Regions from separate parts of the Homo sapiens genome. Here region 2 is linked to region 1. The links are chromatin loops, found by intact Hi-C in ENCODE. Cell type or tissue: gastrocnemius medialis. All regions are shown on one strand. Links, peaks and the distances in the headings refer to the core of each region. The heading gives the core; the rest is flanking DNA.

Evidence for each region. Peaks named below come from ENCODE experiments on the same cell type or tissue, not always from the same donor. Only the 100,000 strongest peaks of a DNase experiment are listed, where the experiment ranks them.
Region 2: it touches region 1 in a loop (2.1-fold over the local background); 8 of 110 quality-filtered maps call a loop at or near these places.

Annotation. Positions count from the first base shown.
Region 1 is chr6:43,751,153-43,767,288 of GRCh38, forward strand. No RefSeq gene overlaps it. Among named protein-coding and RNA genes, the nearest start is that of VEGFA, 11 kb to the right of the region's middle. RefSeq lists enhancers at 7,241-7,777, 7,393-7,452, 9,133-9,633, 9,634-10,134, 13,620-14,121. In gastrocnemius medialis, for the core only: CTCF peaks have their summits at 7,539 (motif pointing left) and 7,750; no DNase peak of the experiment used is centred there.
Region 2 is chr6:43,694,893-43,711,028 of GRCh38, forward strand. It overlaps the pseudogene EXOSC8P1. Among named protein-coding and RNA genes, the nearest start is that of MRPS18A, 15 kb to the left of the region's middle. RefSeq lists enhancers at 8,012-8,997, 12,262-13,104 and a silencer at 8,100-8,199. In gastrocnemius medialis, for the core only: no CTCF peak of the experiment used is centred there; DNase peaks (open chromatin) are centred at 3,969 and 8,059; H3K27ac peaks cover 4,584 bases.

The sequences.
Region 1 (16,136 bases), core at 3,261-11,260:
CTGGCCAACATGGCAAAACCCTAACTCTACTAAAAAATACAAAAATTAACTCAGCGTGGTGGCAAGTGCCTGTAATCCCACCTACTCGGGAGGCTGAGGCATGAGAATTGCTTGAACCTGGGAGGTGGAGGTTGTGGTGAGCCGAGATTGCACCACTGCGCTCTAGCCTGGGTGATAGAGCGAGACTCTGTCTAAAAAAAGAAAAATATCAGAGAATAATGAAGTTGAAAATAGAAGAACATTGAGACAATCAATAAAACCAAAAGCTGTTATTTCAAGAAAATCAATAATATTGATAAACCTCTAGCCAGATTGATCGGGAAAAAAAGAGAAGACACAAATTACCAGTATCAGGAATGAAAGCTGTGATTGACTACAGACTGTATAGATAGTAAAAAGATAAGAAGGTAATATTATGAAAAATTTTACTCCAATAAATTCCATAACTTAGATGAAATGAACTAATTCTGTCAAAGACACATACTATGGTAGCTTACTCAAGAAGAAACAGAGGCAGGGCGTGATGGCTCATGCCTGTAATCCCAGCACTTTGGGAGGCCAAGGTGGGCGGATCACCTGAGGTCAGGAGTTGGAGACCAGCCTGGCCACCATAGTGAAACCCCATCTCTACTAAAAATACAGAAATACAAAAATTAGCCAGGTGTGGTGGCGCACGCCTGTAATGCCAGCTACTTGAGAGGCTGAGGCATGAGAATCGCTTGAACCTGGGAGGTGGAGGTTGCAGTGAGCTGAGATTGTGCCACTCCACTCCATTCAGGTTATCTAGAAGAAACAGATAACTTGAATGGACTTATATGTAATTTTTTAAAGACTGAATTTGCAGTTGAAAGCCTCTCCACAAAGAAAATCCAGGCCCAGATGGCTTTACTGATGTATACTACCAAACATTTAAGGAAGAAATAATAATAATTCTATACAAACTTTTCTAGAATATTCAGGAGGCAGAAATACCTCCCAACTCATCAGATAAGGCTAAAACCAAACAAAGATACTACAAGAACAGAAAACTACTGGCCAATATCTCTCATGAGTATAGATGAAAAATTTCTACACCAAATTCATGTAAATATAATTGAACTCTATCACCTATACACATACTATATATACATATTCATGCACTGCATAATGATTTTTTGGTCAATGATGGACCTTATGTATGATGATGATTCTATAAGATTATAATACTGTATTTTTACTGCAACTTTTCAATGTTTAGATACATGAATACTTACCATTGTGTTACTATTGCTTACAGTATTTAGTAGAGTAACATGCTATACAGGTTTGTAGCTTAGAAGTAATAGGCTATACTACATAGCCTAGGTATGTAGTATGCTGTATCATCTATATGTGTATTAGTATATATATATGTACTAGTGTATATACATGTACACTAATAACATCATGACCAAGTAGAGCTTATCCTAGGAATTCAAGGTTAGTTTAGCATTCAACAATTCAATGTAATTCATTATATTAACAAATTAAAAAGAAAAACCCATACAATCATCTCAATAGATGTAGAAAATACATTTGACAAAACACAACATGCATTTCTGATTTTTAAAACTTAAGCAAACTAAGAATATAAAGGAACTTCCACAACCTGATAATAAGCCTCTACCAAAAAAAAAAAAAACTATAATGGTGAAAAGATAGAATATTTTCTCCTGAATGTGCTTGATCTCATCTGATCTGATCTTGTAAAGCTAAGCAGGGTGGGCCTAGTTAGTGCTTGGATGGGAGACCACCTTGGAATACTGGGTGCTGTAGGCTTTTGGCCTTTGGCTCCCTTCCTAAAAAAAAAAAAAAAAGAATAGAACAAGGATGTCCACTCTTATTGCTTTTATTCAACATTGTACCAGAGGCTCTAACCACTGTAATGTAATAAGGCAAGAAAAATACAAGGCATTCAGATAGGACACGAAGAAGTAAAATTTTCATTATTTGCAGATGACATGATCAACCCTATAGAAGGTCTGATGGAATCTACAAGGAAGCTACTAGAACTAATAAATGAATTTAGTATGGTAGTGAGACACAAAAGTGGTATACAAAAATCAATTATATTCCTAAATATGAGCAATGAACCATTGGAACTTGAAATTTAAAAATAATACTTAAAAATATTATCTGTTGCACTGGGCTCTCAAGGATTCCTCAGTTATGGGAAATTTTCTTAGATTATGTCACTAAGGATGTCTTTCCCTTAGTTTCTCTGTTTCTCCTGTTATTTAGATGTTGTTGTCTCTGCTGGAGTGGTCCTGTAGTTTTATTGCTTAGTTACTTGTAACTTTCCATCCTTTTGTTATTTTCTCTCTACTTTGTGGACATTTCCTCAGCTTTATCTTCCAAATTTCCACTAAATTTTTTATTTCTGCTATCACATTTGATTTTTTAAGACCTGTCTCTTATTCTGTTTTTTTAAAAAACACTGTTCTGTTTTTGTTTCATCTCTGCAATATTTTTTCTTATCATTCACAGGATATGATAATAATGTGTTGTTATTTTTAAGCTTTCTTCACGCTATGTAGACTCAGCTTCCTTCAAGTCACTTTTTTATTTGTTTTGGCCTCTGTCTTTTGTGTTAGAAGCTTTCCTCAAATGTCTCATAATTCTCAGTTGTTTGCTTATTTTTAGGTGTGGAGATTTGTAAAGCTAGTTGGAAGCTGTGTAGGTGTGTGACTATGTATGTGTAGGTATGTGTGTATATGTGAGTATGTATACGAGTGCATGCATGTGGGTGTGTAGGTGTGTGTGCATATGTGAGTGTGTATGTGTGTGTCTGTGTGTGCATGTGTGTGTGTATATGTGACTGTGTATGCTAGTGTATGTATGTGGGTGTGTAGGTGTGTGTGCGTATGTGTGTATGTGTGTGTGCATGTGTGTGTAGGTGTGTGTATATGTGATTGTGTATGTGAGTATATGTATGTATGTGTGTAGATGTGTGTGCATATGTGAGTCTGTGTATGTGGGTGTGGTTCTGTGAGCCTCACACTAGGGTGACCTGGCTGGGATGTTTCATTTTGCCCCCAGTGTTAGTGTCTTTGCTAACTTTGCTAAAGTGGAGATTCAGGAACAAGAAAATTAGATGTAAGAGTTCAGGCTGCCAATTTTTCCTGGAAGTCTTTTAATTTATTTTTAGATGCTTTTTTAATTTAAATTTTTTATTTTTTAGAGCTGGGGGTCTCATTATGTCACCCTGGCTGGTGAGCAGGGGCTATACATAGGCACAGTCTTCATGCACTACAGCCTTGGACTCCTGCCTTAGCCTTCGGAGTAGCTGGGGCTACAGGTGTGCACCATTGTGCCCAGCTATTATTATTATTATCAATTCCATGTAATCATACTGAAAGAACAGATCAGGTATGCTCTGAAATTGAGTCAGTCTGGTTTACTGTGCCATTTCCATCCCCTAGCACAGGGCCTGGTATATAAGGAAGTATCAATAGATATTTACTAAATTTATGGATAAACAAACAAATAAGCTGCTTTCGTAGCCTTTATCATGTTAAAAATATTCCACAATGATGTCAAGACTTCATCCTGGCCAGGTGTGGTGGCTCACACCTGTAATCCTAGCACTTTGGGAGGCCGAAGCAGGCAGATCACTTGAGGTCAGGAGTTTGAAACCAGCCTGGCCAACGTGGTGGACACCTGTAATCCCAGCTACTTGGGAGGCTGAGACAGGAGAATCGCTTGAACCCGGGAGGCAGAGGTTGCAGTGAGCCGAGATTGCGCCATTGCACTCCAGCCTGGGCAAAAGAGTGAGACTCCTTCTAAAAAAAAAACAAAAAAACAAAAAACAAACAAACAAAAAACTTAATCCTTGGGAACTAAATGTAAGTGGAAATAACCAAAAGTTGTTTAGTGCCCAGGTGTGTGACCCAGGAGACTGAGCAAACTGAGTAGGTAATAGCAGCACCTTTTTTTTTTTGGTCCAAAACAAGGTGTGGCACCAAATTAAGAAATTGATTTCCTTGTTTGGTGTATAATGAAGTCTAAGATCAATTCATAAGGGGAAGTAAAGTCCAAAAATGCTATGAGCAAATTTGGTTTTGTTGGCCTAGGTGTGTAGGGTCCACTTTTTGAATGTATAGGATTTTGCAGGTGAATTAGAAGCAAATGATATGTGATTAGAGGCAAACCATTTACATTGCAGAGTTTTGCCTTTCCTTTCAGAAAAAATAAAGTTGAGCCAGATGAGCTCTCACTGCCTTCTTAGTCATGGAGTTTGATGATTCTAAGTCTTGAGGGGCTGGGGTGTGACTGGAGGGACGAGAGAGTAGTGAGTGAGGGCTGATTTTCAGGGACATGGATCCTAGGAGACAGGTAGGAAAGCGTGCTGGGAGAAGCAGTTTTCCCACAGCTAGAGAGGGTCAGGCCTCTGGGCATCTTTACCAGGCTTGAAATGACAGCACCTAAAGCCCCAAATATTTCCTCTGCTCTCCCTCCATGCCAGTCGCTGTGTTTTCTACACATTGCCTGGTTGGATCCTTGCCACGGCCCTGTAGAGTTGGTGGTCTTATGATCCTCATTTCCCAGGTAAGGACACTGAGTCACAGAGAGGGGAATGTAATGTAGAGATTCCAAGGCAGTTTAATGCCACAGCAGCAAAAGGAAGATGGCAAAGGAGAACGGAGGCCTGAAGGGGATACATTTCCCCTTGACAACATTTTATTGTAACAGTTGGGGATTGATGGGAGTATGTGTGAAAATGAGTCAGTGAGTGGTTTTCTGGTAGTTACTCCATGTAATATGGCTGACTGGCCAATGTTGTCCATTTAGTTATCAAAAAGTTGCCAAATTGTTAATAAACAAATGGAGAGCAAATAAAAGTTTCTCCTACAGAAGTTAAAATAGAGCTAGGGTCGACAGGAACATTCTGGGAATTGAACAAAGTAAGTGATTTTTCTGACTCACTCTGGGATGAATATTTTTTCAACCCCATTTGTTGAAAAAATGGTCTAAAACCCTATTGAGTAAGGCAGGACCCTCTGGGTGCCTCTGAGACCATCTGGGTGTAATGACCAGGTGGGGGCTCTGGTCTCAATATGAACAGCAGAACATTCTGAACTTGAACCCCAACAGATTCTGATTTGAAACCTTGAAAGCATTTGACTGAAGTTCTGATATCTGCTTGCTTTTTGGTTCTTTCTTTCTTTGAGTACAGAAAGGAAATTTTGGTTTGTTGATTGTTCATTCTTGTATTCAAGCCATAGTGGTTAAGAGTGCTGGTTTTGGAGCCAGAGAGAGTTGAGTTTAAATCCCAGCGCTATTGCTTATTTGCTGTATGACTGTGAGCAAGTTACCTAAACTCTCCTGGCCTTTGTTTTATAATTGTAATCTACTTCACAGGGCTATTGTTGGGATTAATGAGATAACATAAGGCACACAGTAGGGATATGATCCCAGACAGTATTTACCTTTATTATTTTCTTTTTTTTTTTTGAGACCAATTGTCACCCCGTTGCCCAGGCTGGAGTGCAGTGGCACGATTTTGGCTCACTGCAACCTCCGTCTCCCAGCTTCAAGTGATTCTTCTGCCTCAGCCTCTCGAGTAGCTGGGACTACAGGCACCTGCCACTACACCTGGCTAATTTTTGTATTTTTTAATTAGAGACAGGGTTTCACCATGTTGGCCAGGCTGGCAAACTCCTGACCTCAGGTGATCCACCTGCCTCGGCCTCCCAAAGTGCTGGGACTACAGGCGTGAACCCCTGCGCCCGGTCACCATTATTATTTTCATTCATAAAGAGTTTACAAGTAAACTGGGCATGGTGGCTCACACCTGTAATCCCGGCACTTTGGGAGGCCAACACAGGCAGATTGCTTGAGCCCCGGGGTTGGAGACCAACCTGGGCAAAATGGCTAAACCTTGTCTCTGCAAAACAAACAAACAAAATCACAAAAATTCGCCAGGCATAGAGGCACATGCCTGTGGTCCCAGCTACCCAGGCAGCTGAGGTGCCCAGGAGGTCGAAGCTGCAGTAAGCTGAGATCATGCCACTGCGCTCCAGCCTGGTAAACAGGGCAAGACCCTGTCTCAAAAAACAAAAATAAAAACAAAAACAAAAAAAAAGAAAAGAAGTCTACATGTGGATGTCTATACCTGCAGGCCTGTATTAGTCCTTAGGCTTGTATGGGGTAAGAGATCACTGAAAAATACACTCTCTCTGTGAATGCACTTGGAGAAAGATAACACACACACACACACACACACACACACACACCCCTTTACAAAATTAAATACATCAGACAGCATTTGAGGCTGGATGAAGAGGTATAGACAGCTCATGCTGTAGGAGTTTAGGGGAGACTGCTGAGCAGAAGTGGTCTAAGAAGGCTTCATGTTTTAAGAGGCAAATCTTCACGGCTGGCACTGTATAGACCAGGATGAAGAAATGAGCAACCTGTGCTTGGGGCTGTCAGAAGACCTGGCTGGCTGGAGTGGGATGGATGTGTAAGGGGGCAGGGGAAAGAAGGGGCCACACACAATCATATTATGAATAATAATGGGAATAGAAACTACCATTTGTTTGGTTCCTGCTATGCACAGGCCAGGTGCTCTTGCTACACCCTTTCCATATATTATCTCATTCAATCCTCACAAGAACCCTGTATAGGTATTATTAGCATGGGTTTTCAAGGAAACTCAGGTTTAGAGAGGTTGCATGACTTGCCCAGGGACAGATAGCTAGAAGTGGGGAGATCCACAATCTGAATGAACAAATTACACGCACAGACACTGTCACAGACAGGCACACACACACAGAGCCCAGGCGCGGCCAAGACAGTTGTCTGTTTCACCTCATCTGTGGCCCCACTCTCCTTTAGTTGAGTTAGGTGCTAGTTCTTTCCTTTGAGGGGTCCAGTGTGAAAAAGTGACCCTACTCCTCACCCCAACTCTGTCTTAAATGTCCCTGCAGCTTTAGTCCCCAGGCAGGCTCCCAAGAGGGCGGGGCCTGGTGCAGTGTTTAAGGAGGTACTCACTCTTAGGGCCTGCGCTGCACCTGCACGACCCTTATAAGAGTGAGCAGCTCCTTACTCCTTACATTTGGTCCTCGCCTAGCTGCCTCGCTTGCCTCTCCCTAGTTCTGACCCTGGATGGGGCGAGGGTAGTGGTGCTTTGCAATGTGAGCCAAGAAGTCTCTTTCTCTTCCAAGGTCAGGCAGAGATTCCTGAGGCTGAAGCCATTGCTCTCCTTTCTGTACTCAAATGAACAGTGTATTTCAGCATATTATCTGAATATTACTCAGATAATATTTCCACCACTCAAACCTACCCTTCTTCAGGGTCCTCCACAGTCCAGCCTACCTTTCTGTCCCTGAATCCTCCAAGCAGTCCCCGTCCCAGCCCTGGCTCATACCTCATACTTCTCTGCTCCTAGAGGGTGAGTCTGGATAGACAGCCTCCGGCGTGGTGCCCCCTCCTCAGGGACCAGGGGCCTGTGCAGAAAGCCTCCTGGGCATGCCCCAGAGGCTGGGAAGTCCAGCACTGCTCTCCCTCGCCCTCTAGAGGCTCGGGGTGGCACTAGGTGAGGTACCTGGGAGGGGTCCTGACTGAGGAGGGGGCCCTGGGCTTCCAGAGAATGTCTGGAGTGTGGCCACGGTTGGGCAACAGCTACATCTGAAGCCCACTGATGGAAGGTGCCCAGCAAGGTTGTTCTGTCGTCTCAGGCAGAAGGGGGTTCAAGGCCGCCCACCTCTGTCTGGGTGTTGCGGGTCTTCCCTCCTGTGGGCCAGAGAAGGGGCTCCCTAACCCGCACCCAGCCAGGCCAGTGGGACAGCCCCTCTCCAACTCCTACCTCCCTCTTGGGCAGCTTCGAGGAGCCTGGAGGCTGCCCCTGCCAGCCCTGGGGGACTGTGGCCCCGTTCTAGAGAGCCAGACATCCCTGAGGACCTTTAGGACAGGAGGGGAGGAAGTGTGAGGAGCTGTGTCCCAAGGTGGCTGTGATCGGGGTTGATGTAGGCAGAACCTGGGAGACGGTGGAAGAAATCTTCAACTCCTGGTAGGGAAGGACACATAGAAAAAGGTGAGGATGGTGGTGTGGAGACAGCCTGGGGGAGAGGCCAGAGTGGACAGAGGCTGTGGAATCACTTAACAAACCTTTCTGGGCGGGGAGACTCGGTGCTGGGGTGTGGGCCTCCAGAGGGGAGTAAGCAGGGCAGACCCACCCTTCCTCATAATACATATGCATAAGCTCATTTGCATAACAACACACCTGCTCACCTGGCCCCCATCGAAGTAACTGGCCTTGCCTCAAATGGTCCATTATTTTTGACTAAAGTATGGGGAAAGGGGACCCATTCTCTTGCTCATCCTTTTCCTTATCTCCCAGATTCCTGGGTTTGGAAGAGAAGGAGGAGTAACTGTGGAATGAGTCACAGAATTATTCCACCTGCCCCAGGGCCAGGCCACGAGTAGAGCGAGGATAGATGTCTCCCTAGAGCCTTACCTGCTGCCCCTGGGGAGGTCTGGGGCTTCCACCCAGAGGAAGAGCAGGGGTGGTCTGGGCAGCCCAGGAGTCTGGGGGAAGGAAGCAAGCACCCTTACTCCTCATGATCTCTGTCCTGTTACCCTCCCCAGTGCCTGGGGCCAGGGCTAGGTGTGTGTTATCTCACCTCAAACAGTGGCTCTGGGCTCCCCTGCCCAAGCTAATGTCATAGTGGAGGCCTCAGGCCCTGCACCAACATGGTTCCGTAGTCCCTGGAGTCAGGCTGGGGGAGCCCAGGGCTGAGGCTCCCTTTCATCCCCTCCCACCAGGAAAGGGTCTTTCTCGGTATTTCCCACAAACACTCATATCACCACTTGACAGCCTTTTCATTCCATTCTCCCGCCTCTCTCAGCCCCACCACACCCCTGACACATTCCTTCCCCCACTTCAGCTCCTGGATCGCAGGCAGGGGCACCCTGCCTATCCCCTCTCCCAAAGCGGGTGCCTGGGAGCTGACATCTTGGCTCACCTTCTCCTCCTTTGTCTTCTCTTCCTTTCCCCCACTCCCCAGCATTTCATCCAAGCCAGAAATGGGCCTAGAAGTCTGTAGAAAGACATCCCGCTGCTATCACTCCACAAATCCTCTAGAGAAGATGAGTTTGGTAGACCTCTGCTTATCTGATTTAAATTCTTCTTGCTGTAATCTCAGCTGTTCTGGTTGGTGGCAATGGGCAAACTCAGGATGTTGGTCAGACAATGGACTGAAGAGTTTACTTTTCTCTGCTTCCCTGCCCAACTGTACTTGAGTAATCTTTATAGTATCTCTAAAAGATGGTCCTGGAATGGTGCTCCCTGGTCCTTCCCTGTCTCTTGCAGTCGGCCAGGACACAGGCGGGAGTATCCACAGCTCTCATTTTACAGCTTCCTTCCCGTTCCCTACAGCAATAGAGGGGGAGCCCTAACGGGGTTTTAGCAATCAGTCCAGCCCCTTCAGTCTGGAAAGGAGGACACTGAGGCAGGGATGGGCGGTGCCTTGCTCCAGGCCACACAACAAGGCAGTGACAGTGGCTGCGTTTGAACCCAGGTGTCCTAACCTCCAGGACCCACACATGGCAATCTGAGGAACTGCTCGGGGAGCAGAGTGCTTAATGACAGGGCTTCAGGGACACTATTTGTCAGAGGGGCTTTCAAGGTAACTCCTGTGGTGGTGTTGGGAGGGGGTGCTCAGCCGATGCCTAGTCTCTCTGTAGCCTTGGTGGGGAGGCCACTGTGACCCAGGTCAGCTTGCCTGGAACAGCTGGGTTTCTGGAAACACTTCTCTCTTCTCTATGGGGCCCTGTCGTGGGTGGTGGTGGTAGACGGGGTTTGTTTGTGTGTGTGTATGTGTGGTTTAGTAGTCCCTGCAGCCTTCAGCCTGGAAAGCTGAGGAGGCATGGAGAGGCAGGGGGTTGGTGGATGAGTGACGGGAGGGAAATGCAGTGGGGGAGGAGATGCCACCGCAGGGCTACGGTCAGAGTTGGTGAAGGGCAGATTCACCGTGCCTCCCTCTGTCCTCCTTAAGACCTCTGGTCATGCCAGGGTCTTATGGAGGGGGCTTGGTGCTCCGCACTGTATTTGTTGCTCTCTCTGGAGTTGCTGTACCAACTCTCCTGGCATCCCGACAGGCAGGAGTATGTCCCATAGCCACAGAAATGCCCTTTTTGCAGGTTCTTCCTAGTTCTTGGAGGGCTAGAAGGAACTGAGGGGATGTGAAGAGCATCTTTCCTCCTAGCTTGTTCCCCACTGCCCAGGCTTGCTCCCCGACAGTGAATGGGAAGTGGGGAGCAGTCACCTTCCCAGGGGGCTCCAGAAAGCTGAGGACAGAGTAGCTAAGCTCACAGAGGAGCACTTAGTCAATGGGACTGACCCAGGAGGGCCCCGGGACAATGGGGCTAGGCAGAAAGGAGCAAGAAAGAAGGAGGCAAGGAGGGATGGAGACATCTGAGGAAAGACAGAGAAGGAAGGGAAAAGGAAATGCTCTGTTCACCCATAACTGTCCATGATCTGGACACTTGGGGTTGGAATTCCACCCCAGAGCTGGGGCTTGCCTTGTCTACCATGTTTTCAACAGTGTCTAGGTCCCATGAGTCCACCGCCTCAGGCCTGGCCTCTGGAATTGAAGGCCTGGTGAGGTACCTGCTATGTTGGGTGTGGGCTACACTTATGCATGAAGATTAGTGGGGAGTCCTGGCCTGGCCTTTCCAAGAGAGGAGGAGGTAGGGAGGCGTGCAGACCAGGGACCCAGACAGGCCTCATTCTCAGCAGGGAGCTGCACATTCCAGCCTAGAGTCAAGAGCGGACTGGGGCAGGGCAGACATTCACCTGGTGTACCCCAGCACGCCTCCTGATTGATTGGTAAATAGCTGTTGTTCCAGTCCTTGAGTTCCCCCTGTGCCTCTCTGGCCACCCCAGTCCCTTACTTGGTCCCCTGGACCTCTCCACCATCCAGAAATTGAGGTTTATGTCTGGCTTGGCATACGCCGTCAGCTCTATGTGAACTGTGCCTGAGCCATAGCAGGTGTTAAATGTTTTGGCCATCATCCTGAGCTCCGCAGGGGCCTTGTGCCCCACAGCTGGAGCTGACTGCGACCAGGTCCTGGAACTTGGAGAAGCTGGCAGCAGGCACAGCAGCTCTGAGCATGCCCTGCCTCACTTCTCCTGATGCTTCCAGCTGTGTTCTGGAAGGAGATGGGTCTGGATAAGCAGGCTGGCATGCAGGGAGATGTAGGCGGGACCATCTCTCCAGGAGACCCCAGTAGGGAATGGTTTAGCTGTGGCCTCTGCAGGGCACTGCCTGGAGTAAGGGAGTGCTGAGCCCCTCTAGGGAAGGAGGAGCAAACAACAGATCCCTGGGTCAGCTGCTGACACACTCCTATGCACGCGGCATCTAGTTCTAGCACCTCCTCTCTGGCACTGCCTGGCTCCCCACCCAGCCAGTCAGCTCTTAGAGGCAGAAGCCCAGTGTATCCCAAAGGTGCCTGGCTCAGTGCTGGGCCCCGATTAAATGATGAAGTGGCCTGGGGAGGTAGAAAGAGCCCCAGGCTGTGAGTTGAGTGATCTGGGTTGAGGTCTTGACTCTATGCAGCGCTCCGGCTTTGGACAACTCTGGGCTTCCTTCTGCTCCTCTGGCCAGTAAGCTTCTTTAGCAGTGGAAACTTTTCCTCAAATGAAATTCCAAGTGAGGGGCCAATAAATGAAGCAGATAAAACTGCATGTACTGTGTTTGCCCACTCCCACACCTTCCTGCTACCTGTCCCATCTCTGAGGACCCTCAAGACTCCTAGGAGCACAGTCTGATGTTCTCCTGACATGGATATCCTCTGACTAATTGCCTGCTTCCCTGAATATCTCGAGGCTATTGGGCCAGGCTGATCCTGGAAGCTGAGGGGAGGCCTCCCCACTCCTCATGCCCTGTACTTCTGGGTCTGGGAAAGCAGGGAGTATGGTGGGACTTTGAATCCAAAGTCCCTGTACTTTCCACTGCCCTACCTAGATGTCCCTGTACCTCCTGTAAAATCAGCATAGAGCCTGGTGCCTGGTAGTCCCTACAAATATTCACAAATTGGAGCTTAGCTCAGCTCTCAGGGGGCCAATCAGGGGGCCAATCATTAACTGGCTTTATCTTTGTGAACCATCCTGGGGGGCCCAGGTCATCGCCCCAGCTTCCAGCCCAGGCCCAGGGGGCTGCTGGGGGAAGGGGCCCTTCTTGCTGGGAGGTAGGGGGCGCCTTGGGTCCCTGCCTCTTTTTTTTCCTGGGACTTCCCCGAAGGAACTCACATTGCAGTCAACTCAGTGACAACCTAGTTACATAGTTGCTTCAAATAAAGACTAAAGCAGGATCCAAGCCAACAGATCCCCCAACCCCTAGTCATCTTTGGCACGCATTATGTAATTTCTTGCTTTTCTTTTTTTTTAACCAGGGGTGGGGTAAACCCATTTCCCTATTTGTTTCTGTTTTACTTTAGCCAGATGATAGTGGGTTTGCATTCTCTAAGAGTTTGCTCACGAATGGGGGTGGGAACAGGAGACAGGGAAGGGAAAAACATTTATATGATACCTACTCTGGGCAAGGAGCTTAGCTGATGTTTGCTGTTTCCATATATTTCCCTACAACCCTGGGAGGTAAGAACCATGAACCTCATTTTACAGATGAGGAAACTGAGGCTCAGACAAGATAAGTGAATTGTCCAAGTCTCAAAGCTTGGAAGTGTTGAACCAAGATCAAACCCAGCCTGTCTGGCTTTTTCCATTACTCGCTATGGGGGTGGTGGGGTGGAGAAAGGGGAGTGGGTGGGTGGCTGAGGCTTTTCACAGTGAGGGTTCATCAAGCTGGTGTCTTTCCTGAAAGGACAGAGGTCTGGCATCTCAGGTAACAGAGGAAGCGGTTCCCTACCTGCTGGGATTTGAGGGGTTCATAAGAACTGCTTCTCCCTTCCATCACTTGGTGCTGAGCCCCAGATTTCACCACTAGTGCTAGATTTCTTTGAGTTAAGCACTGCCCTCTCCAAGAGGCTTTTAAAACACACAGGCCCTGGAAGATGTGACATTTGGTATCAGTCATCTCATCTGGAGTGTTTGAGGGAGATGTTACAGGCTCACAGAGCCTCAGAGCTTAGGGAGTGGAACCTCATGCTTTACCCAGGAGAAGCCTGAGGTCCAGCAAGGGGAGCTGACTCGGCCAAGGTCACACAGCATGCAACAGACTCTGGAAATTTTTTTTTTTTTTTAGACGGAGTCTCGCTTTGTCGCCCAGGCTGGAGTGCAGTGGTGCCATCTTGGCTTACTTGCCTCCTGGGTTTAAGTGATTCTCCTGCCTCAGCCTCCCAAGTAGTTGGTACTATAGGCATGCACAACCACGCCTGGCTAACTTTTGTATTTTTAGTAGAGACAGGGTTTCACCATGTTGGCCAGGCTGATCTTGAACTCCTGACCTCAGGTGATCTGCCCATCTCGGCCTCCCAAAGTGCTGAGATTACAGACGTGAGCCACCACACCCAGCCAGACTCAGGACTTTTTTGCCCAGTGCTGTTTCGAAGTCGCCACATGCCTGTGACAGGTAGACAGGAGGGCTCTGGGTACCAGGTAATGAAGTGAGGGATTAAAGCTGGAGGAAATGTATCTTTCTGCTTTATGCCTTGGCCCAGCTGAGTGGCCCTGTGCTCGTCACAGGCTGGTGTCCTCTGCTCTCCTCCCCTCACTCCTGGGGCAAGCAACAGTGGTGTTCCATGTGTGAGCTGGACCTACCACTAGTGTTGGCTTGTTTAAATTCTCTGACAGAGACAAACTGTCCCGGGGGGCGGGGAAGGCAGTGTGGAGCTCACCCCCTGAGGGAGCAGCATTGTCTCTGTGGGCTTTGGCTGGGAATGTTTCTGAAGACGCCCTAATCCCTTGCCCTGCCTAGCCTCAAAGTCTCTATCACTCAGAGGAGTACTGGGAGGGCTCAGTGTGAGCCATCAGAACCTTCCAGGGTATCTTCCCTTGCTTGTTCTCTTTGCGCAGTCCACTTGGTTTGCTAAACTCCTGCTCTTCCATCAAGACCCAACTCAAGGCCAGGCACGGTGGCTCACGCCTGTAATCCCAGCACTCTGGGAGGCAGAGGTGGGCCGATCACTTGAGGTCAGGAGTTCGAGACCAGCCTGGGCAACATGGTGAAACACCATCTCTACTAAAAACACAAAAATTAGCCAGGTGTGGTGGCAGGCACCTGCAGTCCCAGCTACTCCGGAGGCTGAGGCAGGAGAATTGCTCGAACCTGGGAGGCAGGGGTTGCAGTGAGCCGACATGGCGCCACTGCACTCCAGTCTGGGCGACAGAGTGAGACCCTATCTCAAAAAAAAAAAAAAAAAAAAAAGACCCAACTCAAGTATCATCTCCAGGAAGCCTTCCCCTACTCCCAGCAATTAAATGCTCCTCAGAGAATTCCCATTTTTGGTTTACTCTTTGGTTTACCTCCAGACAGGAAGCCCCCACTGACACTGTTGTAGTCCCAGGGTGCAACACAAAGCAGAGATCACAAGCTGAGTTTAATAATTGCTTGTGGAATACATGTCCCAAGCCACCTCCTGCAGGAAGCCCTTCCAGATGCCCATTCTAGCCAGTCTGGCTCTTTGCTTCCATACCTTCACAACACTTGTGCCTCCCCCAGGGCCTCTTTCTCATCTTGCTTTCTGGGGCAGCTGTGTGCACATTTGTCTGTGTGCAGCAACTCTCTAAGGCAGGGATTTTTACTCCTATTTTTGATGAGGGGAGCTGTGGCTCAGAGAGGTTGAATAACCTAAGGCCACACAGTGAGTGGCAGAGCCAGGAATGTGACTTGGGTCCATTTGAATCCAAAGTCCCTGTACTTTCCACTGCCCTACCTAGATGTCCCTGTACCTCCTATAAAATCAGCATGGAGCCTGGTGCCTGGTAGTCCCTACAAATATTCACAAATTGGAGCTTAGCTCAGCTCTCAGGCAAGGCCCAGGTCAAAAGGGCAGATACAGCTTTGGGACCTTAGTTGCCACCACATGCCATACCTTCTTCCCAGCAGAAGGACTCCCTCCAAGACAGGGTAGGGGTGGAGGATGTGAACAGGGGCAGAAATGGGCATGTTTTGGGGTCAGACTTGGAGGAATAGCAGAGATTGGAGTGTCAGAAGGTGAGCATGCCTGGGGGTGTTGGGGAGATGCAATTCATCAGGGACAGCTTAGTGTCAGGGGATTAGACTGGGGCCCATGAAGGAGAGGCAGAGGCTGATGGGCCTAGGGGTGGTGTGGGTAGGTGAGCTTCCCCAGACAGTGACTCTGCCCTGCCCTCTCTCCAGCTAGGTCCTCTTCCCCATTCCTTCCCCCTTTCCTGACTGGATCCTCTTGGGAGAGTTACCCTCCTTGGCTTCCTCTGCTCCAATCTTTTTATCAGTTGGCCATCATTACTTATCATTACCTCAAGTCAAACCTCCAGATCCACATGGGGCTAGGACATTGGCACTGGACCAAAGAGGCCCTTTCCTTTGCTTTCTCTTTGTCTTTTTAATGCTTTGTTGCAAAGACCTAGGCGGGGAGAGAGAGAGAGAGAGAGAGACAGAGATTGACCCACAGTCAGGGTCAGGGAATTGAGGGGAACCAACCCAATTCTCTCTCCTTCAATTCACCAGGTTTGTATCCTGCCCTTCCTGCAGATCAGTGTCCTGCTAGTCACCTGGGGGTCAGGGGATGGAGTGAAGGACAAGACCTCCTTCCATTGCAGTGAAGCCACTTGGAGAAATGTGTGGAAAACAGCAAGACCCAGTGACTCTCTCCTCACCTTCTTTCCAATCTCAGGAGAGATTTTGTCCCTTCATCCACCGGCTTCTAGATTAACCACCCACACCCACACAGGCGAGAGTTTCCCTGAATATTGGAGGTGACAGGACATCAGGACAAAGTACAACTATTGTGCCTTGGCCCAATCACTACTTTCTTTGTCTGGGGCCGCCGCTGGCTCCTGGCTGCCTTTCGCACTTTTCTCCACCCCCACCCCTTTCTCCCCTTCCCCCTCACCTGGAACACCTTCCCCTTCCTCCTTGGCTCCTTCTGAACTGCCTTCAGAGCCACAGACTGTGGGGAGTGGCCACTGCGCTCCCAAGGTGAGGCCCTCCAAGCGGGGCCGAGTTTGCCCC
Region 2 (16,136 bases), core at 3,216-11,215, 56 kb before region 1:
TGAGGAACCTCTCTTTATTTCTGAACCTCTCTTTATTTCTTCTATCGCCTCCTCTTTGGAGAAGCCCAGCCCCCTTGGTTCTACCCCATTTCCCAAGGAGACCGCCCTTCTTCCTCCACACCTTGTCCTGGACTCTGTCTTAATTCTGGAGATAAACTTACATCCCAAGTAAACCTTCTCAATGAAGATGTTCAGGGAAACCCACAGGAGATGAACCCAGAAATGTTCATTTTGCCAAGGAAAACTTAAATTCGCAGCAGGGATGATCTGGTCGAGTGATGTGCTGCTGGCTAACAGGAAAGCGAGGCTCAGGCCAGATCCCAGGAAGGAGTTAGGTCAGCCCATCTGAGGCTTCAGGCCTGGGGAGGTTCTGGTCCCAGCTGTGGATGGCTGTGCTCTTCCAGCCTTCCTTCCACCTCACCCAGGAAGAGGGGTCAGGGCCAAGAGCAGTGCAGATGTGAGCCATGAAGGAGCAGAGGCAACGGAAAGGGGCGGGAAGGTGAAGGGAGAGATGATCTGATGGAGACCACGTGGGGCTGGGGGAATTGCAAGGGAAATCAGAGGAAGGGGCTGGCAGACTGGAGTGACAGTCATGTTTGCTTTTTCCTAATTAATGCAGTTTCCTTACAAACCCCCTGCTGATTCCCAGCTGGTCGACTCAACCATAACAACATGTGGCCTGCCCTGCCTAGGCCAAGAACTGAGGCTTGAGTCTCCCAAGAAGGGTCTGGTTTCATCTGCAGCTGCTGCCTTCCTCCGCCTCAAGGGCTCTGTCTGGATGAAGGAAGGGACAGCACCTTAAGCTGGGGAGAGAACTGCAATGGGAACGGCCTGGGCCTGGCCGCTTTGGGCTGGCCTGGTGACACACCTCTGTTTCCTATGACCTTTAAAAAGGGCAGTTCCCTCCTGTTAGAGCTCCTGCCTCCCAAACAGGTATGAGCGGGGGTGGGGTGGGGAGTCCTTGGACAAAGAACCCCTTGCCTGGTGGTGGCTGCTCTACAGGTGTGTCCTGCTTGACGCAATAGGCCTGGAAACAATAGGGGTGTGTCTAGAGTCTCTGCTAATTCAACATTTTCCATTGCTTTTTCAGTGCTGTTTGTCTTTTCACAAGGACTTTTACTCTGCCCAAGTTATTCATTCTATCCACACATTTGTTCATCATTTATTTTGCCAGTGAGTATCAATTGAGGAGCTACTACGTGCCTTTTATAAACAAACGATGACGTGCACTAGTCAACACTCCAGGGGTGAAAGCTCTTGTCTGACAAAGAAACATTTTGTAAACTCGATGGTTGCCCTGGAATTTACTTGCTCTCTCTCTTTTGTTTTAATTTAAAATTTTAACTTTTTCATTGTGAAATAAGACACACATCCAGGAAAAGTATATAAAACTTAAATGTACTGTATAACCGATTAATTATAAAGCAAACCTGATTCATTTCTATGCTGGAGCATTAGGCTATGCAGCGCCCTAATATGGATAATGAGGGAAAACACAAAAAAGAAGTGGAATTGGTGAGAGGTAGAGTTAGGGAACTTCAGATCCCAAAGCCTTCTGGGAAACTGAGGCCAGAGGAAGAAGGCCCCAACCAAAACTGCCTGCCACAGGGGAGGAGGCCTGCTGTGGCATTTGGGTGCACTCCCAGGCACGAGCCAGGATCCAATCCAAGTGAGAGGTTCAGGCTGTGATTGGGGCCAGTGAGGCCTGCTCAGCTCAGGTCTCTCCCAGTGTAAGCAAACCCTGGCCAGACATTTTTACAGAATGCCAGATGCCCTTTCTGAAAAGGCCACGATGTCCTTGTTATGCGAAGAGATGCACCCAATTCCTTTCTCCTGGTGTCCACATGCAGTTTTTTGTGTGTAAGGAAAAGGTTTTAGCTTCTTAGGACACTTTGGAACTATTGGCTATTTTTGCTAACACGCACAAAATGGCGCCCTAGGGAGACACTGTCTCCTGTGTACATCCCTGTGTGTCATCTGTTTCTTCCCCTATGAAGAAATAGATAAAGTCAAGCCCGGGTGAGGTGGCTCATGCCTGTAATCCCAGGACTTTGGCAGGCCAAGGTGGGACGATCGCTTGAGGCTAGCAGTTCAAGCCTACAGCGAGCTATGAATGTGCCACTGTACTCTAGCCGGGGTGAGACCCTGTCTTTAAAAAAATTTAAATTTAAATTTAAAAAAAGATACAGGGCTGGGTGCAGTGGCTCACACCTGTAATCCCAGCAGTTTGGGAGGCTGAGGTAGGTGGATCACTTGAGGCCAGGAGTTCTAGACCAGCCTGGCCAACATGGCGAAACCCCATCTCTACTAAAAATACAAAAATTAGCCAGGTGTGGTGGTGCACACCTGTAGTCCCAGCTGCTTGGGAGGCTGAGGTGGGAGAATTGCTTGAACCTGGGAGGTGGAGGTTGCAGTGAGCCGAGATCATGCCATTGCACCCCAGCCTGGGTGACAGAGTGAAATCTTGTCTCAAAAAAAAGTAAAAAATGATACAGAAGCAGGAGGAAAGCACTGCAGTTGGGAAATCAGGCTGTCCCCTAACCAACTGGAAATATGCAATGAGATACTCATGTTCTCTGGGCTTCAGTTTCTCCATCTGTAAAGAGTCCCATTTGGTTCTAGAATTCTGCCATAAACAGGCCCATCATTGGTCCCTAGAGTGGCACGAGTTCAGTGTGTAGCCTCCTCCCTGCTCTGCTGTTCTTCAGTCTCACCCGCTTTTATCCTCAGCAATCCCCTCAAAGCCAATAAGCCCCAAAGCCACAGCAATATTCTTTTGAGCTCTAGCCTTTAGTATCCAACTGCCTACAGAAGTTTCTGTCTGGTTCTTCTGAAGGATCTTAAATGCACAGTGTCTAGGTAAGTGCATCACAACCTTCTTTTTTTTTTTTTTTGAGATGGAGTCTCACTCTGTCGCCCAGGCTGGAGTGCAGCGGCGGGATCTCAGATCACTGCAACCCCCGCCTCCCAGGTTCAAGTGATTCTTCTGCCTCAGCCTTCCGAGCAGCTGGGACCACAGGCATGCGCTACCATGCCTGGCTAATTTTTTTGTATTTTTAGTAGAGGTGGGGTTTCACCATATTGGCCAAGCTGGTCTCGAACTCCTGACCTTGTGATCCACCCACCTTGGCCTCCCAAAGTGCTGGGATTACAGGCGTAAGCCACTGTGCCAGGCCAGCCATCATCACCTTCCTAATAAATGCCATCCCTGATGTTGGTCTCCTGGTCACTCACAGAGTCACCATCAACTGCCCTCCCCTCAATTTTCAAAGTTTTCCCACATTTCATAAATTTCAAAGTTACCTCATAATTTCCCCCTCTTCCTTGCTGTTTCAATTCCCACCACCTTCTATAGTACCTTGATTTTCCTATTGCCTTCAAGCTTCCCACCTCCAATCTGCTCTACTGCTACGGTTTAATGTTTCTTTTCTTTTCTTTTTTCTTTTCTTTTCTGCAGCCCTCCAGGAAGACCGTGCTTAGGTGGGGGTGGCAGGGGGTGCAGGGCATGAGAAGGCTGCAGGGCAGGCAGGACAGGGGCAGTCACAACACTCCTTCATTAATACTGTTCATGACTTGAAGAAACCTCTGAGTGAACTTTGGATCTGATGGTTTCAGGGTGAATTTATTAAAGTTGAGGGTATTCATATTAAAATAATATAAACTAGATTTTGCCTGGGACATGGGTACTCATGCCATGTGGTATGTGCTCCACAGACAGCTTGTGTGTGCGCGTGTGTGTGTTTGTGTGTGTGTGTGTGTGAGAGAGAGAGCTGTTATAACTCGATATTTGGAAAAATGCCATGTTTTTCCATTTGCTTACAGTTTCCTTTTGACCCCAGAGAAGACTTTTTTTTTTTTTAGCTCTATGAGCAGCTATCCAGAGAAGATTTTCTGATGCATTTGTCACTAGGAGCTGCCAGGTCATGGAACGTGAGAACCCAGGGGAGGAAGTGGAGCCGGCCTCTCTGCTTACTCCTACTGGGTCATTGGGAGGCAGCTGGCCAGAACGGAGGGAGAGAGAGAATGTTTCTTTGCCCTTTTTTTTTTCCCATCTGACCTTTTAAAGGGACTTGTGCCCTGCTGCCTTCCTCTCAGAAACTGCATGCACGTTTGAATGAAGGCAGGGAGGGGGATGGGGGAACATGGACCATTAGGTAGGTATCCAGCACACTGCTTCCAGGCTAGGTTGGTCCCCAGATCTCTGTCGGGGTCCAGGGCTCAGGGCCATTCCATCACCTTAGATACCAGGGGTGTGTCTGAGGTGATGGAATGTTGCTGAAAACCTGTGTATTTCATCTGCCTCAGGCCCCTGAGTCTCTGAGATCTGAGGGTCTCTGATGGGTGGGATGGCCTCTCATTCTTACACCAGTTCTGGGAGGCAGGAAAGGGCAGGCAGAGGGGGTTCCTCTTTCTGGAATGAACCCCCCTACTCACACTAGCTCCAGAGAGGACAAGTGACTTGCCCAAAGTGACCCAGCAAGTCAGAGACAGAGTCCTATTCAATCAAATGACCTGACTTCAATCCCAGATAGAGATACTGCATTTGCTCTCTGGTTGGGAGGAAGGGATTTCTTGGGGGGCAGGATATTCCTGTTGTCCTATTCATTGTCACCTGCCGAGACTGAGAAGAACCTGCTCTGCTCCCTCAACCCTGGGTATGCCCAAGGAGCAGATGGAGGGGAAAGAGCAGAGTGGGGAAAGAGGGAGGGAGAGGCCAGGACAGGGGGAGGCCGAAAGAGAGGAAAGGGCTTGGGGACAGAGGGAGCTGGAAAATGAGCAAACAAAGTCCTGGAAAACAACTTGTATCCCCTTCCCGGCCTCCCTGCCTGCCTTCTCCACTGGAGACAAGTCATTTAGAATAATGAGTCATAATTTGATTACATTGTCTTCCAGCCTCGCAAGGTAAACAAGGATCTCCCCTGGAAGGAAGGAACGGGGTGGCCCAGGCTTCTGGCAGACTCCCTGAGCCTGGGCAGGGGTTTTCCCCTCCTGCAGTTGTCCCTCTCTTCCTGAGTGCGCTTGAAAGACACGTCTGGGTGGCTTCAGCCCCATGTTCCACTAACATTTACATTCTCTTTGTGTCTTCTGTCTGACCCCCCACTCCCCTCCCTGGTAATGTCCTTGCCCTGAAGCCTGCACACCACCATGTAAATATTTAAACCGATCTATTATTTCCTGTTTATTATCAGCATAAATCCTGAGTTCATTCATTGAGCATCTGTCCCCTGGTGTCTATCTCAGAAGGGGAGGCCTGAAGCCAGGGCCATATGTCCACTCTTTTCTAGGAGTACAGAGTCACTCAGGGCAACTGGATTGCTAATTTTGTCTTTTATTTATTTTATTTCTTTCTCCAACTTAAAAATTGTGGCAAAATATGCATAAATTTTACCACCTTAACTTTTTTTTTTTGAGATGGAGTTTCACTCTTGTTGCCTAGGCTGGAGTGCAATGGCACAATCTTGGCTCACTGCAACCTCCGTCTCCCGGGTTCAAGCGATTCTCCTAACTCAGCCTCCCAAGTAGCTGGGATTACAGGCATGCACCACCACGCCTGGCTGATTTTTTGTATTTTTAGTAGAGATGGGGTTTCTCTATGGTGGTCAGGCTGGCCTTGCACTCCCAACATCAGGTGATCTGCCTGCCTTGGCCTCCCAAAGTGCTAGGATTACAGGCATGAGCCACCGCGCCCAGCCCATCTTAACCATTTTTAAATGTATAGCTCTAGTAGTATTAAATACATTCATATGGCTGGGCGCCGTGGCTCACGCCTGTAATCCCAGCACTTTGGGAGGCCAAGGTGGGTGGATCACCTGAGGTCAGGAGTTCCAGACCAGCCTGACCAACATGGTGAAATCCTGTCTCCACTAAAAATACAAAAAATTGGCTGGGTGCAGTAGCTCATGCCTTTAATTCCAGCACTTAGAGAGGCCGAGGCGGGAGGATCGCAAGGTCAAGAGATCGAGACCATCCTGGCCAACACGGTGAAACTGCGTCTCTACTAAAAATACAAAAATTAGCTGGGCGTGGTGGCACGTGCCTGTAATCCCAACTACTCAGGAGGCTGAGGCGGGAGAATTGCTTGAACCCAGGAGGCAGAGGTTGCAGTTAGCCAAGATCGTGCCACTGCACTCCAGCCTGGCAACAGAGCAAGAATCCATCTAAAAAAAAAAAAAATTAGCCGGGCGTGGTGGCGGGTGCCTGTAATCCCAGCTACTCAGGAGGCTGAGGCAGGAGAATTGCTTGAACTGGGAGGCAGAGGTTGCAGCGAGCCGAGATTGCGCCACTGCACTTCAGCCTCGGTGACACAGTGAGACTTCATCTCAAAAAAACAAACAAAACAAAACAAAACAAAAAAAATTCATATTGTTAGGCAACCATCCCCACCTTCTATCTCCAGAATTCTGTTCATCTTATAAAACTGAAACTCTGCATTAATTTACACAAATTCCCCATTCCCTCTTCTTCCCCTTTCCCTGGCACCACGCTTTCACTTTGTCTCTGGATTTGATGACTCTAGGTGCCTCATATAAGGGGAATCACTCAGTATTTGTCTCTTTGTGACTGGTTTATTTCACTTAGCATGATGTCCTCAGGTTCATCCATATTGCAGCAAGTGTCAGAATTCCCTTCCTTTTTTTTTTTTTGTTCTGAGGCAGGGTCTCACTTTGTCCCCCAGGCTGGGTGGAGTGCAGTGACATGATCTTGCTCACTGTAGCCTCCACCTCCCGGTTTCAAGTGATCCCCCTGCCTCAGCCCCCCAAGTAGCTGGGACTACAGACATGTGCCACCATGTCCGTTACTTTTTGTATTTTTTTGTAGAGATGGGGTTTCACCATGTTGCCCAGCCTGGTCTCAAATTCCTGAGCTCAAGTGATCCACCCACCTTGGCCTCCCAAAATGCTGGGATTACAGGTGTGAGCCACTGCGCCTGGCCATTCCCTTCCTTTTTAAGGTTATATTCCATTGCATGTACGAACCACATTTTGCTTATGTGCACTTGGGTTGCTTCTGCCTTTTAGCTGTTGTGAATAAGCTGCTATGAACATAGGTGTACAAACCGGCTTTCATTTTTTTATTATTAAAGCCTATTTTTTATTGATTGCTTATTATGTGCTCAGGACTGTGTAGACTTAATCATTTAATTGTCACAAGTACCTCCTAGGTGGCAACTATTCTCTCCATTTTATGAATGAAGAAATTGAGGCTCTGACAAGCCAAGTAATTTGTCCGAGGTGACGAAAGGGGAGAGCCAGAATGAGCACCTGCTCCTGTTCTTTAACCACCATTTTACTGAATTGTGTTGATGATGGACATGAAGATGAGGTCTTGGGGTATATTGCCTGCAACACCTCCCTCCCCTCTCCAACAGAAAGGGCAGACTCTTCCCCTGACCATCTGCCCAGTGAGATTGGGAGTGAATCCATCCTGCCTGGATGATTCCATCAGCAAGGGCTCTCATTCCTGGCTGCTCATCAGCATCAACCAGGGAATTAAAAGATGATGGCCTGGCCTCTCCCCGGAGTTAAACAGAACAGTTGAATTGAACTCTCTCAGGGCTGGAGCCCAGGCAGCAGCGTTTTTTAAAGGCTCCTTAAATGGTTCTATGTGCAGCCAGGGTTGAGAACCACTGGGCTAGAGGAGAGCGGAGGAAGACTACAGGAGAACTGGTTCCCTGTCCAGCCTCTTTGACTTTCCTTGTGAACTGCTCCACCGCTTTCCCAAGAGTGGCATTTGGCTATGAATGCCCTGAATCCCGTGACTCAGAACCCCTGGAGTGCCTCCCTTCTTTTCCTCCAGAGGTTCTGTTTGGGGTGTGTGAATGTGTGTGTTTGTGTGTGTGTGTGTGTGTGTGTGTGTTTGTGTGTGTGTCCCCTGTGTGACATAGGGCCCGGATGGACCTATCTGGACCAGCCAGACCCTAGAATGAAAACAAGTTGCTGACAGCCCTCAGGCCGCCAGAAATGAATTTCCGTCACCTCCCAATGAGGGGTGAGGGAACTGAGGGGGAGGGCCGGGGTCAGTGCGTCATCAGAGGGTGGGGAGAGGAGGAGGGGAGTACACAGGCCCCACAGGGCGGGGTCAGGGAAATTAGCCTCTGGGCCTGCCCCGGCTCTTTTGCCTGTGACTGTGGCACAACTCCCGTGGTGTTTTGCCCCAAGCCCCACCCATCCTGAGTCTCCCTGAGCTCTGTCTAAATCCAGGGTGGTGTCCAAGCCTGGAGAATTTCCAGGTTGGGCTCTGCCCTAAGGCATCCAGCCTGTGGAGCTGCTTGAATGGGGGCACGTTGGGATGAGGGGGATCAGTTAGCCTGTCCTGGGGATCTTCCTCCAAGCCAGCCTTGAGCCAAGACCTGTAAGATCCATGTGGGCCTAGCAGCCTGCCAGCTCAGTGCCTACAGCAACATGGAGGAAGGGGCTGGGGGTGCAGAAGAAGACCTACCTTGGGCACTGGAGGACAGAGGTTCAGCCACTGCCCTCCTGTGTGCCCCTGTGCAATCACTTCTCTCTGCGCCGTGACATCTCCATGTGCGTTAATTATAAAGGATTAAAGGATTTGGCCCAGATCCCTAGTTCCCAAATTCAGTTGCGCTTTGGAATCTTTCGGGGAGCTTTAAAAACTACCATTGACAATTTCATCCTCCAGAGATGCTGATTTAATTGGTGTAGTTTGTGGCCTGAGCATCAGGAGTTTTAGAAGATCCCCGAGTGAGTCTAATTTAAAGCCACGTTCTAGAAAACTACTTCCTAGCCACAGATACATCATGGCACCCATAGAACATGACAGTATTTGAACAACACACTGTTTCTTAGTCGCTCTGTGCCTCAGTTTCCTCATCTGTACAATGGGGATAATAATGGAACTTGCTTGGTAGGGTTGTTGTGAAGATTATATGAGCTAATGCAGAAAGGCATTGAGAAGAGCACCTGGCAAGTAGTAAAATGCTCAATAAATGTGAGCTGTTTTTATTAATTACCCTCTGGCTCTGCTCCAGATCTGGCCCAACTTCCACCCTCTGTCTTATCTCTCCATGTTCACACACCTCACCAAAGCGACTCAACCTGGTAAACATTTACTAGGGGTCCTCTGTGTGAACCATGCTGTGCCAGGCATTGAAGAAGGGATGTGGTGCATTTGGAATCACCTATGAAGCCGGGGACCCAGAGATGCATAAAACAGGTTTTTGCTCTCAAGACCCACAATCCAGGCCGGAAGAGGCAAGCATGGAAACAGACCTGGCAGAAACACTTCAGGGCTGTTTAATACAGAGGATACTGTCACTCTTTCTGCTTTCTAGGGACATGGCATGGTTCCTCTTGGGGAAATGATTCTTTTGTGGGGAAATCACAGCAATGGGCCCTTTGTGCGAAAAAGGCATGGCTTGACTATGTGAAGATGAAGTCAAGACAGTGATAATTTTGCATAAGATTTGAGGAAGCTGGCATCTATCTCTGAGACAACTGGCCAGAGAGGAGTGGAGATGGGGCCCTCGGAAGAGGGCCAGTGGGTGAGGACTACCATCAAATAAATCTCCAGGCAGAATTAAGCCTCATCTTGATTTTTAAAAAGCATTTTTGTTTGTAGTGGTATATTTTCATATTTTAATTTTTTTTTTTTTTGAGATGGAGTCTCACTCTGTTGCCCAGGCTGGAGTGCAGTGGCATGATCTCGGCTCACTCCAACCTCTGCCTCCCGGGTTCAAGCGATTCTCCTGCTTCAGCCTCCTGAGTAGCTGGGATTACAGGCACGCACCACCACGCCCGGCTAATTTTTGTGTTTTTAGTAGAGGCAGGGTTTCACTATGTTGGTCAGGCTGGTCTCGAACTCCTGACCTCGTGATCCGCCCACCTCGGCCTCCCAAAGTGCTGGGATTACAGGCGTGAGCCACCGCACCCGGCCTTTTAAAATTTTAAGAGTGTGAAAGTATATATAATGAAAAGTCTCCCTCCCCTTCTCCCCTCACCAGATTCTTATGTGGTTTCCCAGAGATATTCTAGGTATACGCAGCAAATGTATATCAACATGTTTTCACTTCCCCCACTCCCACACCCTCCCCCTTTCTTTGGTAAATATGCCATTCACAGTATTCTGCACCTAGCTTTGTATTTACTCAGCATTTGCTTAGCACTGTATTTACTTAGTGAGCATACCATGAGCAGCAAGAGCTTCCTCGTTATTTTTTCTGTTTTTTTTTTGTTTAGTTTTGTTTTGTTTTCTTTTTCTTTTTTTGAGATGGATTCTCGCTCTGTCATCCAGGCTGGAGTACAATGGCATGATCTCAGCTCACTGCAAGCTTTTCCGCCTCCCGGGTTCAAGTAATTCTCCTGCCTCAGCCTCTTGAGTAGCTGGGATTACAGGCACACTACCACCACGCCTGGCTAATTTTTGTACTTTTAGTAGAGACGAGGTTTCGCCATGTTGGCCAGATTGGTCTCAAACTCCTGACCGCAGGTGATCTGCCTGCCTCGGCATCCCAAAGTGCTGGGATTACAGGCATGAGCCACTGCACCCGGCCTCTGTTTTTGTTTTTTAATGTGTCAGTATTTTACACTGCTAAATGTACACACTTTATAGAGAAGCACAATCCTATGGTTTTTAAATAATAACAGGGAAATGGTTTAACATACTAGGGTTGGTTTGCCTAAGCCATTGCTCTCCAGCCTGGGTGACAGAGCGAGACCCTGCCTCAGAAAGAAAAGGAAAAAAAAAATGGTTTCACTGTACATAATATATGTGTGAAGTGACCATAAACACTAGAAACATCTAGAAATACTAGAACTATATTTCAGAAGAATGTAGTTTGATATTTATTGAGTATAAAATTTTCTTTTTTTTTTTTTTTGAGACAGTGTCTGAGTGCAGATCTTGGCTTACTGCAACCTCTGCCTCCTGGGCTCAGGCAACCCTTCCGCCCCAGCCTCCTGAGTAGCTGGGACTACAGGCGTGCACTATCACGCCCAGCTAATAGTATAAAAGTTTTGTGCACAGTGTAACAAATACAATTTTTACAAATCTGCTTTGAAAATGTGGTGGTCATTTCTTCGGGTTTCATACTATTTACTTCATCCATTGCATTTTAAATAGCTTTGTGTCTTGTAACAGCTCGGTTCATCTAGTCCTGGAGTCTAGCTCCAGTCAGCCCACTTTTACCTGCTTGGTGAGGACACCAGAGCCTGCTTCCTCTTCCATTACTGTTATTAAGATTCCAGTTGCCAGATGTTCCTCCTCTCCAGTCAGGTCAGCTATGAGCAAAGTGTCATCAAACACGGCAAAGGAAGTTGCAGCTGGGTAAGTTCTAGTATTCAAATAACTTCTCTTCTTAACTTCTGCTAAAATAGTCTCTTTCTAGCAACTTCAGGCAACTGTACATTTTAAAAAGCTGCTTACAAAGCAAATGTGCAGGCATCCAAAATGCTTCCATAATAGGCAAATGAGAGAGGCGAATGAGATCATAGCATAGAATTCAAGCACGCTTTCCTGGAGAAATGCATAAATTCCTTTTCTGAATTATCTGTGAATTTTCAGTGATATCTTCAGTGATCTGGCTAGTGGCTTGGATCTCTTCTCCAGGAGGTCCAGACTGAAATCTCAGTGGAACACAAGGGTGGCAGAGCCCCAGTGGGAGCCACAGATCCTTTATGGAAGCATCTGTGGATGGTGCTGCAAACTCTGCTTTAACCTTACACATTACTGTAGTATTTCCCAGCTTCACTAAAGGAGAACCGACTGCAGTACTAATTGAACCTGTGTTGACAGTTGTGGTTCTGAATTCACCAAGTTCTCTTTCATCAGCAAGGCAGATCTCTTTCAGAAATCTCCTGTAATTACCAGAGGTTCCGTGGTTTTGAACCCAGCTACCATCTTCCCAGTGCCAACTGTCCCCTCATTATTGTGATTTTTTACAGCTGCACGGTGTTCCACTATGTAGACGTACCAGGGTTTATTTACCCGGACTCCTGTTGTTTCACCTTGGTGTTGAACTTGCTTCCTGCTCTGTGCTGCGGTTTCCCACCATACAGTGAACCTTCAGGAAAGTCTGACGCATAGATGTGGGCTTAGGGGCAGATTGCCATAAAGCAGAGGGCTTCCGTGAGGAAAGGCTTGGGAGAACCCCCAGGTTTAGCCCTCAGAAGCGCTGAGAAGGGCTTGGCACCTTCCACAGTCTATGGGTGGGGGCACCAGCCTTCCTACTGGGTGTTACAGGAAAGGGTAAGTCAAGGAGGCCCAAGGTCAAGAAGTCATCCAGATTGGAGATGCCCGGGTTGCTCAAATAATGGCAACATGTGGTGCCTAATTAGAAATTCAGACAAAGATAATAGTACAGGCAGAATTCAAGGTCATAGAATGCCACAGCCGGAAGGGGCCTCAGAGACCACTGAGTACTCCTCCTTAGAGTCATAATAATACAGAGTTAAAATTTATTGAGCCTTGCATGCTCTGTAGCATTCCAAGTGCTTTTTATCTATTAACTCATTTAATCCTCACACTATTTGAAGAAACCGAGATGCAAAGAAGATACAGCCAGGTTCACAAAGCCGGTACGCAAAGCGCTGGGACTGAAACCCCAGGAGCTTGTCTGGGGCCTATGCTCTTACCCTTCACGCATTCCACCTCTCTACACTGCTGAGGAGACTGAGCCCAGGGGGATGTCACTCAGCTCATTGGTGGCAGAGCCAGGGCTAGAACCCAGAAACCCTTTAGGTCCTCCCTCCAACACACTGCCTCAGTTTGCCTGATGGGCTCGGAGGGGCCACAGCGAGGCAGGGGCAGGAGTCAGCAGGGGTGTGGCTCTGGGGATGAAGAGAATGGCTGTGATTCCGCCAGAAGAGTGGTGGGGCAGCCTGGTGCCTGCAGACAGGCAGACCCTCTGATATTACAGGTGGGTCTGGGATGTGTCTTGCAGCCCCCTGATGTTGACTCTCTTAATACTCTCTCCAACTGTGGTTTGTCCCCTCGGTGGTGTTTCTGTGGCCTGAACTGGCTCCTTGCCCTGTCTCCAGGCCCATTAGTTCCTCTCTCCCCACCTGTCATCAGCAGCATCACTTTACCAGATAAGCAGGGCCCACCCACAGTGTTTTTGGGGCAGCAGGGAGAGCATTTACTCAAGAAACACAAAGAAACCACATGCAGGGTAGAACTGTGTACACAATGAGGACTCCATAAATGCTCTCAGCATCTCCTGCTGAGGTGTAATGATAGAGACTTGGTAGTGATGGCTTCAGGACTTTCTGACCTCATCCAAGGATGGGGCACTTTCAACTACTCTTGCTGCAGGTCTGATCACCCCGTGGGTCTGTCTCAGACCCAGAGGCCACACCCACTGCACAGGTAAAGACCCAGGGATGGAGCAGGGTGGCAGCTCCTCCCTTCCTGCCTGGGCGCTCACCAGACTTTATTTATTTATTTATTTTGAGACGGAGTCTTGCTCTTGTCCCACAGGCTGGAGTGCAATGGCGCGATCTTGGCTCACTGCAACCTCTGCCTCCCGGGTTCAAATGGTTCTCCTGCCTCAGCCTCCCGAGTAGCTGGGATTACAGGTGCCCGCCACCATGCCCAGCTAAATTTTGTATTTTTAGTAGAGACAGGGTTTCATCATGTTGGCCAGGCTGGTCTCAAACTCCTGACCTCAGGAGATCCACCCGCCTCGGCCTCCCAAAGTGCTGGGATTACAGGCGTGAGCCACCATGCCTGCTTTATTTATTTATTTATTTATTTATTTATTTTTTGACACAGAGTCTTGCTCTGTGGCCGAGGCTGGAGTGCAGTGGTGTGATCTCGGCTTACTGCAATTTCTGCCTCCCAGGTTCAAGCGATTCTCCTGCCTCAGCCTCCTGAGCAGCTGGGACTATAGGCATGCACTACCACACCCTGCTAATATTTGTATTTTTGTAGAGATGAGGTTTTTTCATTTTGGCCAAGCTGGTCTTGAACTCCTGACCTCAGGTGATCTGCCCACCTCGGCCTCCCAAAGTGCTGGGATTACCACTGTGCGTGGCCACTTCCCACACTCTTTACTGCCCATAGCTCTGCATGGCTCTGCTCATATTGGGCTGGCCTGGGGGCTGTGGGCAATTCTAGGTCATCTCAGTCCTTTTGGCACAGGGCCTGGCATGCAGTAGGCACCCATCAAGTTTGTGGGACCAATGAGTGAGGCCACCAGCCTACCATTCTGTGTCTTGGATGAAAGCTACATCATCCTCTATTCTCTGTCTGGCCCTCACCCAAGTCTCCCTCCTCCCCCTCCTCCCCCTCCTTCCCCTCTTCCCCCTCTCCTTCCTGACTCCCAAAGGAACTTGTAGTTTATCCAGCCTGTCTTTTTTAGTTTTAAACAGCTTTATTGAGATATAATTCACATATCTCCCAACTCACCCACTGAAAGTGTACAATTCAGTGGTTTCAGTGTATTCACAGACTTGTGCAACTGCCACACAATCCGTTTTAGAGCGTTTTCCTTACCAGCCCATCTTTTGGCAGCACCCATTCTGCTCAGCTTTCAAACACCCACAGGTCTCCTCAACTTAGAAAGAGCCTCCCTTGACCCTGGTCTGCACTTTCTGGACATTGTGCAATATGTTTCCCTCCTTCCGTGACTAAACCACTTGAATGAGTGGTTCACACCCACTGCCTTCATTTTCTCAGAATCAGTAAACATTAGGAAAAGAATGTCTATGAGGTACGATGCAAGAGCTTTTCATATATATCATCTCATTTAATCCTCTAAACACTCTGTGAGCTGGGGATTATTTTCACTCTTTTAGAGGTGAGAAATCCAAGGCCAAGAGAAAGTGACTGGCCCAAAAGACTTGGCCAGGATTTGAACCCAGGTCTATGTGAGTCCAGAGCCAGTGCTTGCTACACTGCCTGTTGTCCCTGTGGCCAGTACAGCTGCGAGGTCCAGCTGTTGACCTTCACACTTGTCACTTGCAGGTGCTCCTTGCATCCCATCACCCTTCAAATGACCTTCCTGTTCCAACAAGATTGGTGCCCTTCATGCTGGGTTCATTCTCTCCAAGCCTTTGTTCAAGCCGGTCCTTCCACCTGGCGCCCTTTTCCTTCCTCTTTTCTACCTTGGAATATCTGAAAATTCCCTTAAAAAAAAAAAAAAGGTCTGGCTCAGATCTCCGTACTTTCTCCACAAGAGCTCCCTGTATCTTTGACTCAGCCTGCCTGCTCTCTGGGCCTAAAGCTCGCTCTGTTCCTTATCTAACAGCTTGGTTTTGTTATTGAAATCAAGGCTGCAGTTTTTAATCCCCTTGGACTCTGGAACCACATTGGTACCTTTTTTTTTTTTTTTTGAGATGGAGTTTCACTTTTGTTGCCCAGGCTGGAGTGCAGTGGTGTGATCTTGGCTCACTGCAACCCCCGCCTCCCAGGTTCTAAATGACTCTCCCGCCCCAGCCTCCCAAGTAGCTGGGATTACAAGTACCCACCACCATGCCCGGCTAATTTTTGTATATTTAGTAGAGACAGGGTTTCACCATGTTGGCCAGGCTGGTCTCAAACTCCTGACCTCAGGTGATCTGCCTGCCTTGGCCTCCCAAAGTGCTGGGATCACAGGCATGAGCCATCTCACCCGGCCATATTGGTACCTTATAACCTCCACCTTGCTGGGCTGTGAATGGAGCGGGTGTCCAGTAAGTTTTCTGAAAGAAAAGAAGAAAGGAGAGAAGAAATGGAGGGAGGGAGGAAGGGAGGGTGGAAGGAAAGGAGGAGGAAGGCAGGGAGACTAATGTCTGCGAGGTGATGGTGAGGGTCCCAGGAGATATGGCTGTGAAGGCGTTTTCAAATATGAAACCATTTTAAGGGCAAGGCAAAAATGATCTCTCAGCAAGGGGCCTCCCATATGCTGTGTGCTCAATGATGACTGCATTAAGTTGGCTGGCCCCTCATCCCTTGCTGGAGGTGGTGCTTGTGTCTTCTTTTGGCTGACGAGTCTCGGGAGAAGGGACCACATCTACTCCTAATCATTCTTCTGGGCTCAGTACAGGGCCTGACACAGAAGAGAGCCCTCCAAAAATGTTTAGTGAAAGAACAAATTCACTTGTGCTTTCCCAAATGCATCCTCAGGATACATACCAGCTCAGTTGCCTCATTCTTTCAAAAAATGTTTATTAAACACCTACTATGTGTCAAGCATA